Regions from separate parts of the Homo sapiens genome. Here region 2 is linked to region 1. Evidence: read pairs that join two places in POLR2A ChIA-PET (ENCODE). Cell type or tissue: GM12878. All regions are shown on one strand. Links, peaks and the distances in the headings refer to the core of each region. The heading gives the core; the rest is flanking DNA.

The links. ChIA-PET counts read pairs that join two places held together with the same protein. Peaks named below come from ENCODE experiments on the same cell type or tissue, not always from the same donor. Only the 100,000 strongest peaks of a DNase experiment are listed, where the experiment ranks them.
Region 2: POLR2A ChIA-PET joins it to region 1 with 5 read pairs; 12 of 35 experiments call an interaction of 5 or more read pairs at or near these places.

Annotation. Positions count from the first base shown.
Region 1 is chr6:52,387,183-52,395,134 of GRCh38, forward strand. All of the region lies in intron 1 of PAQR8 (progestin and adipoQ receptor family member 8), which reads left to right. Among named protein-coding and RNA genes, the nearest start is that of PAQR8, 29 kb to the left of the region's middle. RefSeq lists enhancers at 1,748-4,232, 2,874-3,083. In GM12878, for the core only: no CTCF peak of the experiment used is centred there; DNase peaks (open chromatin) are centred at 2,899 and 3,369; H3K4me3 peaks cover 1,471 bases; H3K27ac peaks cover 2,500 bases.
Region 2 is chr6:52,314,917-52,322,868 of GRCh38, forward strand. No RefSeq gene overlaps it. Among named protein-coding and RNA genes, the nearest start is that of MCM3, 34 kb to the left of the region's middle. RefSeq lists a silencer at 3,083-3,142 and an enhancer at 4,328-4,387. In GM12878, for the core only: no CTCF peak of the experiment used is centred there; a DNase peak (open chromatin) is centred at 3,055.

The DNA.
Region 1 (7,952 bases), core at 1,780-4,279:
CCCTGATGGGATGTCTTGGGAGAGAAGGCTCTGGATAGTGCTCCTGGGTCACTACAGTGAGCCAGGATTCCTAGTCCATCAGCAGCTCAGAGATGGACAAGCACTATCTTCTCATCTAATACTTCCTTTTCATTCACAGCTGATAGATGTTCTTTCACAAAGACGCAGTCAGTTGGCTGGACTCTTGGGACACGGGTCAGAATTATTGGGGTCTGCCCATACCTTATTGTTGATTTGGTTTAGGGCTTTGAATAGGTCACTTAAATTCAGTGTACCTCAGTTATTCTCACAATCAAGTAACACAAGCTAAAATCTTTGAAAAAATATTTTGAATAACTTCCTTATGCAACCCAATGAATTTCACAATTTAATATAAAGGAAGACACATGTATAGCCAGTTATAGCATAATGCTAAGAGGATGCTATAAACTGAAGTGTCTCCCCAAATTAATATGTTGAAATCCTAACCCCTAATGTAAGGATATTAGGGGGTGGGGCCGTTAGGAGGTGATCACCTAGATCAGGGATCCCCCAACCCCCAGTACCTGTCTGTGGCCTGTTAGGAACTGAGCTGCACAGCAGGAGGTGATCAGTGGGCGAGTAAGCAAAGCTTCATCAGTATTTACAGCCGCTCTGCTTTGCTGGCTTTACTGCCTGAGTTCCTGTCAGATCAGCAGCAGCATTAGATTTTCATAGGCGTGCCAATCCTATTGTGAACTGCACATGCAAAGGATCTAGGTTGTACTCTCCTTATGAAAATCTAATGCCTGATGATCTGTTACTGTCTGCCATCACCCCAGATGGGACCGTCTAGTTGCAGTAAAACAAGCTGAGGGCTCCCAGTGATTCTACATTATGGTGAGTTGTATAATTATTTCCTTATATATTATAATGTAAAAATAATAGAAATAGGCTGGATCCGGTAGCTCATGCCTGTAATCCCAGCGCCTTGGGAAGCCAAGGTGGGCGGGTCACTTGAGGTCAGGAGTTTGAGACCAGCCTGGCCAACATGGCGAAACCCCATCTCTACTAAAAATACAAAAATCAGCTAGGTGTGGTGGTGCATGCCTGTAATCCCAGCTACTTGGGTGGCTGAGGCACAAGAATGGCTTGAGCCTGGGAGGTGGAGGTTGCAGTGAGCTGAGTTGGCATCACTGCACTCCAGCCTGGGCAACAGAGCAAGACCCTGTGTCAGGAAAAAAAAAAAAAAGCAATAAATGTAATGGGTTTGAATCATCATGAAACCATACTCCTCAACCCCCAGCCCCCATACGTGGAAAAATTGTCTTCCATGAAATTGGTCCCTGGTGCTGAAAAGGTTGGGGACCACTGACCTAGATGAATGCCTAGATGAATGGTATTACTGCCTTTATAAAAGAAACTCAGGAGAGCTCCCTTGCCTCTTCTGCCATGTGAGGACATAACAAGAAGACAGTCATGTTTGAACCAGAAGTGGGCCCTCACTGGACACCAAATCTGCTGGTGCCTTCATCTTGGACTTTTGCAGCCTCTAGAAACTGTGAAAAATAGATTTCTGTTGTTTATAAGCCACCTAGTCTTTGATATTTCCTTACAGCACCCTGAATGGACAAAGACAGAGGGCTTAATAAGACATGATGAGTTCTACTTCAGGCTGTCGCTAAGCTTCACAGGGGAGGGGTTATATCTGAGCCTGAATTTGAGAGAGAAGTGGGTTTTGCCAGGCACAGCAGGCTACAATAACATTGGCGATGTCAAGTGTGTGGCTTGTTCAGGCAATCAGGACAGTCTGTTCTGCCTTTTGTATGCAACAAGAATAAAAACGAGTTCTAACAGTGCTCCAGTGTTATTTTACATTATGTTTCTCTGCCTGGCCCCTCCTTTTCCTAAGTCTTTGCTTAGGCATTCTTGGTCATAAAAATGACAAATGGTAGGAGATGATAGACCAAAAACAAGCTGATGGTTAGAAATTCAGCCAGCAATTTAAATATTGGTGCGGATACCTAGCAAGTGGATGAACCACACAAATAAATAAGATCCAACTCAAATGGTGTTTTCTTTTGAAAACCCACATTTTCGTTTTCTTAGATCTCACTGGTTTTTACCTTTAGAAGCAGGCAAAGGATAGTCATTCACTTTGTTTTTGAACAATGATCTATTGACACATTCTGGGGACATCTTTCCTCTGACTGTTTGCTGATAGAAATAAAGCATAGGTAAGCCAGTGTTCCTGTCTCCAGAGGCTTGCAATTCAATAAGCAGAAGAGAGAAGGCTCTCTACACACACAGTAGTGAAGTAATGGGCAAGCCTGATGTTCTCCTTACCAAAATATGTGGAATAGATAGATAAGGGTTGGGGGCGGGGGAGGAATCAAGATGGCCTGGAGAAGGCTTTGTGGTGATTTGGAATTGAACTAAGGCCTTGGAGATATCTAAGGAGAAATGAAGAATAAAGTGACTTGCTTGACTCTTTATAGCAAATAAAATTGCTGGGTCTTAGAACCACCAGGAGAGTGTACTGTTGTCACTGCAGAAGAGTTAATGTTTAATTGCTAGGGAACACAGCTTTCTTTATATGGTGCTCCAAACTCTAGCTCGATTTGTTATCTGATTTTCTGCTGTGGAAAGGGCATTTCCAAGATTGATTTCCTGCCAGTGGAAATGAGCAGCTCTCTTCACGTTCACCCGGGTTGGCCCGGGTCCCAGCTGGTTTGCAGATCAGTGATGAAGCTTCCTGCCGGTGAGAAGCTAGATCTAGTTGAGAGGTTGCCTGACTGAAGCCAAACCACACCTAACGAAGCCGATAGTTACACTCATGTAGAAAGTCCAGGGAGACACCTGTCCCTAGGCTTTAATTAGTGGGAGTTTCAGACAGCAAAGTTTACCTTTACTCAAACAAGAAGCCTCAGAAGAACATGATCTTCACACCTGAACTGTTGATTGCCTGGAGACTGCTCAGTGTGTTCTCCCAGTAAATTGTTCCCAGCTCCTCTGACTTCTCCCACTCGACAGATTAAACACAGATACTATTTATTCCATGTGGCAGATGCATTCTCTGTCTGTAATGATGCATTTTGAAACCAGTACTTTCTCAAGTGAGATTAGCTGAGATGTGGAAAGTATAGGAAGTGACAGAACAGACAGAAATTCTAGCTAGAGGGTTCTAGTTAGATAAAGAGAAAAAGGCACTCAGAGGAAATTTGCTCTGCTCATCTTTCCCAGGGCACAGCAACAAATTAAGGCTGTCTTTTCTTTCTCCTCTTAGGAATATTATAGGGCACCACAGAGGAAAAGATTCATAAGTGGAGAGCTCACTGAGCCCAGAAGGACACATCTTGCTGCCAGATCTGTGGCAAAAAGGTGTACCTTACTTTTTTTTTATAGGCACGGTTCAGCCGTACCACAAACCCACATGGTCAGGAAGTGACTCACGTATTAATGCCGTTTGAGTTTGTGTGCTGTGGGGAAGGTCTTTTGACAATATTGTGTATACTGGCTTTTCCAATCTAAGAGAACATCTTTGCTGCATTAACAGTAGATGTTACATATTTTTTTCCCTTTAAACCCCCCATGACCAATAGCTTACCCTATGGCAAGTATAGTTAGGTTACTCGTAATAATTAATTTGGTATGCTAACTAGTTGAGCTCACAGAAAAATGCAAGTATGGGTGTATTCCTTTATAATGCTGGGGTGTTTCTTGGGGAGGGTCTTAATATTTTACCAACTTAGGTTTTACCAATTTTTGCATATTTATGTCAAATATTCCTATTTGCAGAGTAGTACTAACTTTTGCTTTCCAATTACAAAAGTAGTAAATGTTTGTTGTTAAAAAGTACGATAATGATAGTATTTCCAGAAGAAAAGTAAAATTCCCCACAATCCCTTCATGGCAATAGCTATATTGTTTTGATTATATGCACTTCCATACTTCATCTGTACCATGTTTGTATGATTACAAAAATAGGGCTGGGCGGAACACATACTTTAAATTTGTTTTTTCCTTTACATGTCTTTGACTCATTTATTCATTCAAGAAATCTTTTTTGAGAATGTACAATGTGCTAGTCCATCACTTTTCTAAGTGCAGTGGAGACTACAGTGAAAAACCAATGGAGCTCACATATCATGTGTATCTTTGTATAACAATAAATGTAAATATGCTAGTTATTTTAATAAGTGCATAGTATTCTATTTTATAGATTTATCTTAATTTACACAATCAAATACTCCATTTTTGGATGTCGAAATTCTGTTTGTTAGGTTTTGTTAAATATAGGGAGGAAATATGCACTGACCATTGGTGAATCTGAATCGATGTTCAAATGATCTCTGCTAATAACAGGATTGCACTGGTAGTGCCATTCTTTCAAATATGACTTTACAAATAGTGATATGCTCCTTGGAAGATGTAGCTATAAAGATCAGTATGAGCCCAGAGTTCTCTCACTTAACGACTATGGAGATCCTGAGGCATGTGAGACTGTTTCCAACTCCACCTCTGGCTCAAAGGCTGCTTAAAGCACAGTTCCAGTCCTTATAAATGGACACCAAGTTGTCATTTTGGCTGCTATTCCTTTGCAGCCATTTATAATTATGCAGTGATGTGTGAAGCTGGGCTTCTGTGAATTCTGGAAGCATTTCTTTTGCCTTTGATAGGAATTGCTGCTCATTTGTCCTCTATCCAACAACCAGCAGGTCACTTTCCTACCATCTGTGTGAGTCCCACACACAGTGACATGAAGTGATGTCACAGGATCTGTTTGTTGGTGATTCCAGCATGCTGCTTGATGTTCAGTACAAAGCAAAACATAGCCCAGATGAATTACAGAATTTTACAGTATTAGAGCTTATATAGATTACACCCCCATCTTAAGGACAAGGGCACCAAGGCATAGAGAGGTTGAATAATTTGCTTAAAAATCACTTAGAGCACTTTGGGAGGCCTAGGCGGGCAGATTGCCTGAGCTCAGGAGTTCGAGACCAGCCTGGGCAACACGGTGAAACCCCGTCTCTACTAAAATGCAAAAAAAACTAGCTGGGTGTGGCAGTGTGCGCCCTTAGTCCCAACTACTCGGGAGGCTGAGGCGGGAGAATTGCTTGAACCCAGGAGGCGGAGGTTACAATGAGGCAAGATCGCGCCACTGCATTCCAGCCTGGGTGACAGAGCGAGACTCCATCTCAAAAAAAAAAAAAAAAGTGTCACATAGTGATAGAGCTAGAACTAAACATTGGGACTTCTAATTTCTTGCCCAGTGTTCTTTCCAGGGAATCAGCTATTCCAAGTTTGTGGTAGATTCACATAGCATCCTTGTAATAGGTCAGGAAACACTATTGCTTTGGAGTGCTTCTATTTGTCATCCAGATAAAATGTCTTCAGTACCAAACAATGCCAGTTTCCCAAATATGGAGCTTTTCTTTAATTCCCCACTTTGTTAATTTGGGAAAGGCTTTTTAGGTAGCTTGCTATATGCATAGCAGATTTAGTGATCTCATTGTCATTGTGCTTTCCATTAGTAGGCTGATAAATGACCTCAGGTTTATGATTGGAATGTCTCACTACACCAGTTCTGTAAAGCTAGCCACAACAAACCATGTGTCTCTTTAATATGAAAGAAGCCCATCAGATTTATGATCATATTTATCTGGGCTAATAGACCTATTTGGATTATTTGATAGATTCCACTCAGATTTTGTGGAAGTCACATTTTATTCTCTTAGGGAGTATTGGAATCTGATTTACAAGTAAACTCAGTGTCAAAGATCTGAGAAACTTTGCAGTACTGATTGTTTTTGTAAGGCCAACTGCAAGTTATTTTTGTTAATGAAGCAAAGCAGTATTGCAGCAGCATATTTGAAGTTGTATATCAAAAAATATTGGGGTTTAGTCATAGAGGGCATTTTTTGAGGCATAGTGGTTAAGAACGCAGACTTTAGAGTCAACTGCTTAGTCACCTCCTGGATCTATCACATACTGTGCAGCCTTGGACAAGTTATGTAATCTCTCTGTAACTGTTTCCTTATCTGTGAAATGGGAATGATAATAGTACTGGTGTCAGGTATTGTTGGGAAGTTTAAATAAGTTAATATTTTCAAAGCACCCAAAACACTGTCTGGTATGTGCTAAACATCATATAAGTGTTTGATACTATTATTCTGACACTTTCTCTCTCTTTTTTTTTTTTTTTTTTTTGAGACGGCGTCTTGCTCTGTTGTCCAGGCTGGAGTGCAGTGGCATAACCATGGCTCACTGTAGCCTCAATCTCCTGGGCTCAAGTGATCCTCCCACCTCAGCATCCTGAGTAATTGGGACTACAGGTGTGCGCCACCATGCCTGGCTAATTTTTAAATTTAGAGATAGAGTCTTGCTGTGTTGCCAAGGCTGGTCTTGAACTCCTGGGCTCAAGCTATCCTCCCCGTTCGGCTTCCCAAAGTGCTGGGATTACAGGTGTGAGCCACTGTACCTGGTCGATTTGGACACTTTCCATTCATTCATTCATTCGTTCATTCAGTGATTTCTTGGAATATCAATGTGATAGGCACAATGCTAATGATAAAAATATTCTCAGCCCTCAAAGGATCTTGCAGTTTAGTGGTCAGAGAGACATATAATGCAAACCATGTAGGCATACAGTAAGGAAAGTCCTATAATGAAGGACTTTAAGTGCAGTGGCAGTTAGGTGAAGGAGCACCTGAGGGGAAGCCTTCACAGGGACCATTTGAGATGGGACATGAAGCATGAGTAGGAGTTGGCCAGTGGACATCAGTGGTGTGGGCATTCCAGGCATGCATAGAAGCACAAAGTCCTGAGAGGATGGCAGAATAACTGGAACACAAAGTGTCAGAGTGGGAGATGCTTTGGGGACAGTTAAAGAGACGCACAGGTAGGGGACCAGGAAGGCCTCCTGTATCCTACAGAGGTTCCTGTGAGAGATAATAAGGACTCAAATTCAGACAGGGGCCAATGAGAGGGAACCCAGCAGATGGAGGAGTTGGCCAGGAGCAGTGAGTGCAGTGACACGGTTACACCTGTTTCTCAGGTGATAGGAGACGTGCCCAGGTGCTGCTCTGCTTATCGATATAGTTCCTCTCTGAAAGTTAAATGGTCTTTTATGGGTACTTCACGTATTTTTACTGTGTTTTCAGGGGATAACAACTATCACCAAAAACGTGTCATTTCATTGTTTTATTGAAAGTTACTGAAAAGGAAATGCATTTTAGGTAGTTTCCATCAGTCAGAACTACGAAAACAAAACCAAACCTTAAGAATACAGATGATCCCCAACTTAGGATGGTGTGAAAGTGATACACATTCAATAGAAACCATACTTTGCATTTGGGGTTTTGATTTTTTCCAAGGCTAGTGATAGGTGGTGAAATACTCTAGCAATTCTGGGCAGCAGCAGTAACCTGCAGCTCCCAGTCAGCCATGTGATCTCAAAACAACCAGTACCCTACGGTGTCCTCTGTTGCCAGATGACTTTCCCCACCTGTAGGCTAAGTGTGTGTTCTGAGCACATTTAAGGTAGTGTAGGCTAAGAGTGGTTACGTTCAGTAGATTAGGTGCATTAAATGCATTTTCAACTTAAGACGTTTTCAACTTAACAATGGGTTTACTGGGCTATAACCCATCATATGTCAAGGAACATCTGTATTTAGCTTAGTTCTGTGATTTACTTTTAAAAAGAACACCTAAATGCACAATTTTTGGCTAAAATGTCAGATTTTTAACCATGAACTTGGGATTTTTACCCCATTTTTCTCTTTCCATTAAAAAAAAAATTTGAAAGGCGCTTCTAAGATAAATTTTTAAGATTAGATCCCGGCCGGGCACAGTGACTGACGCCTGTAATCCCAACACTTTGGGAGGCTGAGGTGGGTAGATCACCTGAGGTCAGGAGTTTGAGACCAGCCTGACTAATATGGTAAAACTCTGTCTCTACTAAAAATTCAAAAAATTAGCTGGGCATAGTG
Region 2 (7,952 bases), core at 1,963-4,462, 72 kb before region 1:
CATCATAAAAGCAGTGGGAGATTAACTGCAGAGTGGATGGTGAACTGGACAGAGAACAGAGACAGTGTTCAGGGAGATCAACTAGCAGATCCTTGCAGTTACTCATAGTTGAGATTATTTATTTATTCATTCATTCATTTATTTATTTGAGACAGTCTCACTCTGTCATAAAGGATGGAGTGCAGTGGCATGACCTCAGCTTATTGCAACCTCCCTCTCCCAAGTTCAAGCGATTCTCGTGCCTCAGCCTCCCGAGTAGCTGGGATTACAGGCGTGTGCCACCAGCCCAGTTAATTTTTGTATTTTTAGTAGAGACAGTTTCACCATGTTGGCCAGGATGGTCTCGAACTCCTGGACTCAAGTGATCTGCCTGCCTCAGCCTCCCAAAGTGCTGGGATTACAGGCATGAGCCACCGTGCCGGGCCCTATAGTTGAGAGTCTAAGGGCTCTTTGAAAGCAGGGATCCTATTTTTTGTATTATTTTATATCCAACACTATCCCATATTAAATTCTATGTACTCTATGGTTTGAACCATAAGTGACATAGACAAGAAAACAAAATCTGACATTAATTCACTAAATAATACTTAGTTGGAAAAATGTGAAAACAGAAGCATACATTTCCTTGAAACTTCAGAACAATCTGAACCATGGGTTTATTTTGTTTTATTTTTTATCATCAAGTATTTGAGATAATTAAAGCATGAGTTTACATTTTTTCTTTCTAAATAAAAAAAGAAACAATTATTCAATCTTCATTGCATAGATGGTAATAGGGACACAGACGGAGAAAATCAGGACTATGTCGTGTGTTTGTTGCCCTAATATTGCTGCCATTTTTCTCCCACTGCCCAATACAGCATCGTCTGCCCACTAAGCACAAATCTCTAATTACGGAGGCTCTGACTGCCACTGGGTCGACTATTGGCCTCTGTGACTGGGTGTCTCCATATATTTCCTCATCTTATCTAGTTCTTTTCAAGTTTCTCTTTGAAATACAGACCTTATCAAGTGAGAAAAATGCTTACTCCATGTAAAATATAAAGCTGATACTAAAACAATATTGAATTAAAGGAGAATGTGAAATATAAATATCTATGCATTTGTTAAAAATGATAATGTTGTTTGTATTTTTTGCTGTGGAGGAAACCCATGTGGCAAAGACCTTCATGTCCATTCTTCCTTTGGTTCATATAGTAGAACCCCCATGATGAGCTGGTCGTGCCATTTCTTGCAGCTGCATGTGGACATGTGTCTAAGTCCTTTATAGGTCTATAGTAACATGCTTAAATAAGAATATCTTATATCTCATCCTGTCATTCTTCCTAGAAGCTCAAAACGTTTTGTTTTCAAAAATAACACTTTTCATTAAGCAAAATTTCAATATTCATAATGTTCAAGATATTATAATATTTCTATCACCAAGATATTTTACAGCTGTTTTAAAAACCAACCACTTTCCGGCCGGGCATGGTGGCTAATGCCTGTAATCCCGGCACTTTGGGAGGCCAAGGCTGGTGGACCACGAGGTCAGGAGATCAAGACCAGCCAGACCAACGTGGTGAAACCCCATCTCTATTAAAAATACAAAAAATTAGCTGGGCGTGGTGGTGGGCACCTGTAGTCCCAGCTACTCAGGAGGCTGAGGCAGGAGAATGGCGTGAACCTGGGAGGCGGACCTTGTAGTGAGCTGAAATTGTGCCACTGCACTCCAGCCTGAACGACAGAGAGAGACTCCGTCTCAAAAAAAAAAAAAAAACACTTTCCAACACACTCAAGAACTTTTTTTTACTTATTTTAATACCTGTGTATGTCTTTGAAAGAAAATGGAATAATGAAGAAAAAAGCAAGTGGCATAATTGCATTTTTAAATGTGAAATAATTTTCTTGGCAATTATTTGCACAAAAAATATTTAGACTATTTATTTAACATTTTAATGCCCAGTTTTATAATATATAATTAATAGTACCAATATGTCACATGGAAAAACTGATGCACAGAAGATGTATGTCAATCACGGCTCTCTGCAGTAAGCAATGGAAGCCAACTTCAGCTAATTTAGCACAAAAAAGATTTATTTTAAAAGTATTGGGGGTCAGGTGCAGTAGTTCACACCTGTAATCCCAGCACTTTGGGAGGCCAAGGCGGGCGGCTTGCTTGTGACCAGGAGTTAGAAATCAGCCTTGCCAACATGGTGAAACCCCATCTCTACTAAAAATACAAAAATTAGCTGGGCATGGCGGTGCATGCCTGTGCCTATAATCCCAGCTAGTCAGGAGGCTGAGGCAGGAGAATCACTTGAACCCAGGAGATGAAGGTTGCAGTGAGCTGAAATTGTGCCACTGCACTCCAGCCAGGGTGACAGAGTGAGTGAGACTCTGTCTCAAATAAATAAATAAATAAATAAAGTATTGGGAAAATCATAGAATTTTCCAGGGTGTGAACACCGTGACTTAGAGGCCACATTGCAAAACTGACATTCCTGAGGAAGTTTAAGTTCTGTAGTCTTAAAGTGGAACTATCTAGTGGAAACTAAACATCCTGGTGGAGCAAAGGCACAATTTGGTGACTTTGGCATGCCCATGAGGGCTGAAGGCATTCTTGATTATAAAATCAGGAAATCATGGCCTAAGGCTTAAGTTTAGTTTACATGACAGATGATGACCAATATTTCTAATTTAATTCAAGTGCAAATACATCCACCGTCTTATCAATCTTACAAAATTGAAACCACAGGACATTTTAAATAATGCATATATCTTATCTGTTGTATTACAAATACAGATTAACAAACCCAATATTAAATAGCCACCTAATTTATTTGTGCATATTCAAGCCTCAAAAAGTTGCCCCCTTCAACCCCACCCCAAACTCTCACAGTCATTGAAGCCACTATTCAGAATTTAAAAGGAGTTAAAATGGATTATTGGTGACAGTTCAGGCACAGGGCAAGAGCCAGTCCTGGCATTCTGACTGAGAAGGTTGCAATACCAAATGGCTTGTTAATTCTTCCTCTGACCAGAGCAGAAAGTACTCTTCTCTACAGATGCTTGTTATGAGTCATCCAGATGCCTTAACTCTGGCTGATTTCAAGGTTAGAGAGACAGAGTGAGAAATAAAACGTCTTTCAACACCTGCACCTCGATTTTGGCCATGCCCTTTGGGACCAGCATTTCAGGACGATGTCCACAAGGAATGTGGACTTCACCTGGAAGTGTAGTCTGATAGTTATTTGCTGCTTGTGAAAGAGGAAATGCCCCACTGATGTTCTTTTATTGCACAATCTCACTACTTTCAAGACAAGAAGAAAGAGGATTGATAATAATAAAAATTTCTAGCATTTATTGCACATACACTGTGTGCCTGGGATTGTGCCAAGCACTTAGATACTTTATATCCTTTCCTCCCTGCAATAATTTCTGCGCAGAAGATACTGCTATGTCTCCATTTTACAAATGAGGAAACTGAAGCTCTGAAGGTTATACAGCTTCTTCAAGGACAAACACATAAATAGCAAGAGGTAGCCTGGGACTGGAATCCAGTTTGTATAATGCCAGAGCTGGTGTTCTGAGCCACCATGCCACACTTCATATCTTTCCTGTAGGATCCTCTAGTTTTCTTTCCTTCTTTGCCCATTTTCTAACCAGGACTGCAGACTTTCAATATTCTCCACTCCTTACCTGTCAGTCCATGGCAAGACCTCTCTTGCCTGTCAGTCCATGGCAAGACCCCAGGACTTTAATTATTAGGATGTTCTTACTAGACTCTCAAAGAATCAGCCACAGGATGATGAAATTATCATGCTAAGCACTTTCTCTCTCTCTTTTTTTTTTTTTTTTGAGACAGAGTCTCACTGTGTTGCCCAGGCTGGAGTGCAGTGGCACAGTCTTGGCTCACTGCAACCTCCACCTCCTGGGTTCAAGTGATTCTCATGCCTCAGCCTCTGGAGTAGCTGGGATTACAGGCATGTGCCACCACACCCAGCTAATTTTTGTATTTTTAGTAGAGGCGGGGTTTCGCCATGTTGGCCAGGCTGGTCTCGAACTCTTGACCTCTCCAAGGTGATCTGCCTGCCTTGGCCTCCCAAAGTGCTGGGATTACAAGTGTGAGACACTGTGCCCGGCCTAAGCTAAGCACTCTCTTAGAGGCTGCTGTGCAAACTCCTGCTCCATCTGCTCTGAGTTTGCATCTCATAAATGGAGTGTAGCCTTAGTAGTTCTGTCTGGTGTGGCTTTACCTCTGGTTGCTTGGGACTTGAGCCATTTCTTCCAGCCAACTCCGTGGCCACCAGGAAGAAGACCAATAAAGAATAGAAACTTCAACTCCAAGATATATTTGGAACTTACTTCTTGGCTTATCTGACAGAAGGAGCCCCACAAATTCCCCTCTGACTCAGCTTGGGTTTATGCTTTCCCTCTGGGCCCTAAGTCCCTGCATGCTCTGCTCCTATCCCTAGGCCTGGCAGAGGAAGGGTTTTTCTTCTCAAGCCCAGGAGATTCCCCTCCTGGGCTCAGGCCATTCTGCACTAACTCTGCCCTTTCTAATTGTCTCCTTCTGGAGCGGGAGAGTCTCCAACATTCCAGGTTCCCTGAAAGCCCTACCCTCTCTCCTGAACCCTTTTTCTGCATCCACCAGTCCTTCTTAAGGCTGTATTCTCTAATCATTGATAGTTTTTTAGTTGATTCTCTTACAGTTGTCAAATAGCAGTTATATCACTTGCAGGTACTAAAATTTTCGCCTCTTCTTTTCCAATTTTTAAGCCTCTAATTTTAAAATTTTGCTTAAATTGAGTACAAGATACTTTACAAAACCAAAAATCTAAAACATGTAATTTACAACAAGAGAATAAAACCTTTTTTTTTTGTTTTTGAGATGGAGTCTTGCTCTGTCTCCAGCCAGGCTAGAGTGCAGTGGCACAATCTCGGCTCACTGCAATCTCCGCCTCCCGGGTTCAAGGGATTCCCCCGGCTCAGCCACCCAAGTAGCTGAGACTACAGACGTGCACCACCATGCCTGGCTAATTTTTTTTTGTATTTTAGTAGAGACAGGGTTTCACCATGTTGGCCAGGATGGTCTTGATCTCTTGACCTCGTGATCCGCCCGCCTTGGCCTCCCAAAGTGCTGGGATTACAGGCATGAGTCATCGCACCCGGCCAAGAAAGCCATTTTTACAGCAGAGGTTACTACATTGTTTTATGGTTATAATTATATGCTGTAGTTATAATCTTTCAAGTGGCTGTCTCGATTATTAAATTATGATCTTCCTGGAGGGCAGGAACTGTTATTCACCTTCATGTCCCCAGCACTTAGCTTTGTAATCTTGACAAATGGTTTTCTGAAAAATTAAAGAAAAACCAATAATGCCACTATAAATAGGTTAAAATAACTATCATTTATACGGTGTCTGCTAATGTCGTCTGGTATGAATGTCAACAAGCCTTATTTCTCAAATTTTTTGAGACCATGGAACATAATATGGTTTTTAGGTCACAACACATTCTCACTTCATCCTAGATCTCAGTTCTGCCAACAAAGTATCTGCTTTAGATACCCAACAACTTTTCTCTATCACCAAACACCATCTGCCCAAGACCACATGAACTGTGCTGGGCAGCTCCAGTGCGCTGGACAACCCAGAAAGTTGAAGACTCCAACCTTCAGGTAGAGGGCAGAAGTAATGTGGATTTTTCTTTTTTTCTTTTTTTTGAGATGGAGTCTCGCTCTGTCACCCAGGCTGGAGTGCAGTGGTGCCATCTCGGCTCACTGCAAGTTCCGCCTCCCGGGTTCATGCCATTCTCCTGCCTCAGCCTCCCGAGTAGCTGGGACTACAGGCGCCCGCCACCATGCCCGGCTAATTTTTTGTATTTTTAGTAGAGACGGGGTTTCACCGTGTTAGCCAGGATGGTCTTGATCTCCTGACCTCGTGATCTGCCCACCTCAGCCTCCCAAAGTGCTGGGATTACAGGTGTGAGCCACCGCGCCCGGCCAGTAATGTGGATTTTTCTGAGTACAGCTTGACACAGCATTTTGTAGGGCATGAAAGGGGACTGAAATCATTTTGACCATATATCCTTTCCTCCCTGCAAGAATTTCTGTGCAGAAGACACTGCTATGTCTCCATTTTACAAATGAGGAAACTGAAGCTCTGAAGGTTATGCAGCTTCTTCAAGGACAAACACATAAATAATGAGAGGTAGCCTGGGACTGGAATCCAGTTTGTATGATGCCAAAGCTGGTGTTCTGAGCCACCATGCCAGAACACAGATGGGGCTGGGAGCAGTGGCTCATGTCTGTAATCCCAGAACTGTGTGAGGCCGAAGCAGGTGGATCACCTGAGGTCAGGAGTTTGAGACCAGCCTAGCCAACATGGTGAAACTCTGCCTCTACTAAAAATGCAAAAATCAGCCGAGTGTGGTAGCAGGCACCTGTAATCCTAGCTACTCGAGAGGCTGAGGCAGGACAATTGCTTGAACCCGGGAGGTGGAGGGTGGAGGTTGCAGTGAACTGAGACTGCGCCACTGTACTCCAGTCTGGGCAATGGAACAAGACTCCATCTCAAAAAACAAACGAACAAACAAACAAAAAAAACCCACAGATGGTAACTGACCTCAGCCACAACTTGAGGCTACTTCCACTGCCTCCAAGTCTCCAAGTCAAGTGTGCTTTCCATTAGGAATTCTTTTTTCTGAGCAGATCTCAACTGTTGGTTTAAAATAGTCAGTAAACCATGCCATAAGCATACGTGCTATCATCTCAGCCTTGTTTTTCCATTTATAGAACAAATGCAGAGTAGATTTTGCATAATTCTTAAGGGCCTTTAGATTTTCGAAATGGTAAATGAGTGCTGGGCTTCAACTCCAAGTCACTGGCTGTATTATCTCCTAATAAGAGAGTTAGCCTGTCCTTTGAAGTTTGAAGCCAGGCACTGACTTCTCTCTAGCTATTAAAATCCTGGATGTCATCTTCATCCAATAGAAGGCTGTTTTATCTACACTGAAAACCTCTTGTTTAGAGTAGCCACCATCATCAATGATCTTAGCTAGATCTTCTGGATAATTTGCTGCACCTTCTAAATGTGTTAGCACTTGCTACTTCACCTTGCACTTTTAAGTTACAGAGATGGCTTTTTTTTCCTTAAACCTCATGCATCAACCTCTGCTAGCTTAAAATTTTTCTCCTGAAGCTTCCTCACCTCCCTCAGTTTTCACAGAATTAAAAAGAGTTAGGGTCTTGCTCTGGATGAGGCTTTGGCTTGAAGAAATGTTGTAGTTGGTTTGATCTTCTATCCAGACCACTCAAACTTTTTCCATATCAGCAATAAGGCTATTTCGCTTTCTTATTATGCATGTGTTCACCAGAGTAGAACATTTCATTTCCGTCAACAACTTTTCCTTTGCATTCCCCACTTGGCTGTTTAGTGCAAAAGGTCCAGCTTTCTGCCCACCTCAGCTATAAATATGTCTTACTCACTAAACTTAATCATTTCTAGCTTTTGCTGTAAAGTGGGAGACGTGCAAATCTCCCTTTCACTTAAGCACTTAGAGGCCATTGTAGGGTTATTAATTGGTCTAATTTCAATATTGTTGTGTCTCAGAGAATAGGAAGGCCTCATCAGAGGAAGAGAGATGCGGAACAGCCAGTCATTAGAGCAGTCAGAACATATACAGCATTTACCAATTAAATTTACCGTCTTGTATGAGCATGGCTCATGGCACCCCAAAACGATTGCAATAGTAACATCAAAGATCGCTGATCATAGATCACCACAAAAGATATAATGATAAGGAAAAAGTTTGAAAAATTGCAAGAATTAACAAAATGTGACACAGAGACATGAAGTGAGCATATGCTGTTGGAAAAATGGAGCTGATAGACTTGCTGGACACAGGGTTGCCACAGACACTCAATTTGTAAAAACACAGTATCTGCTAAGTGCAATAAAACAAGATAT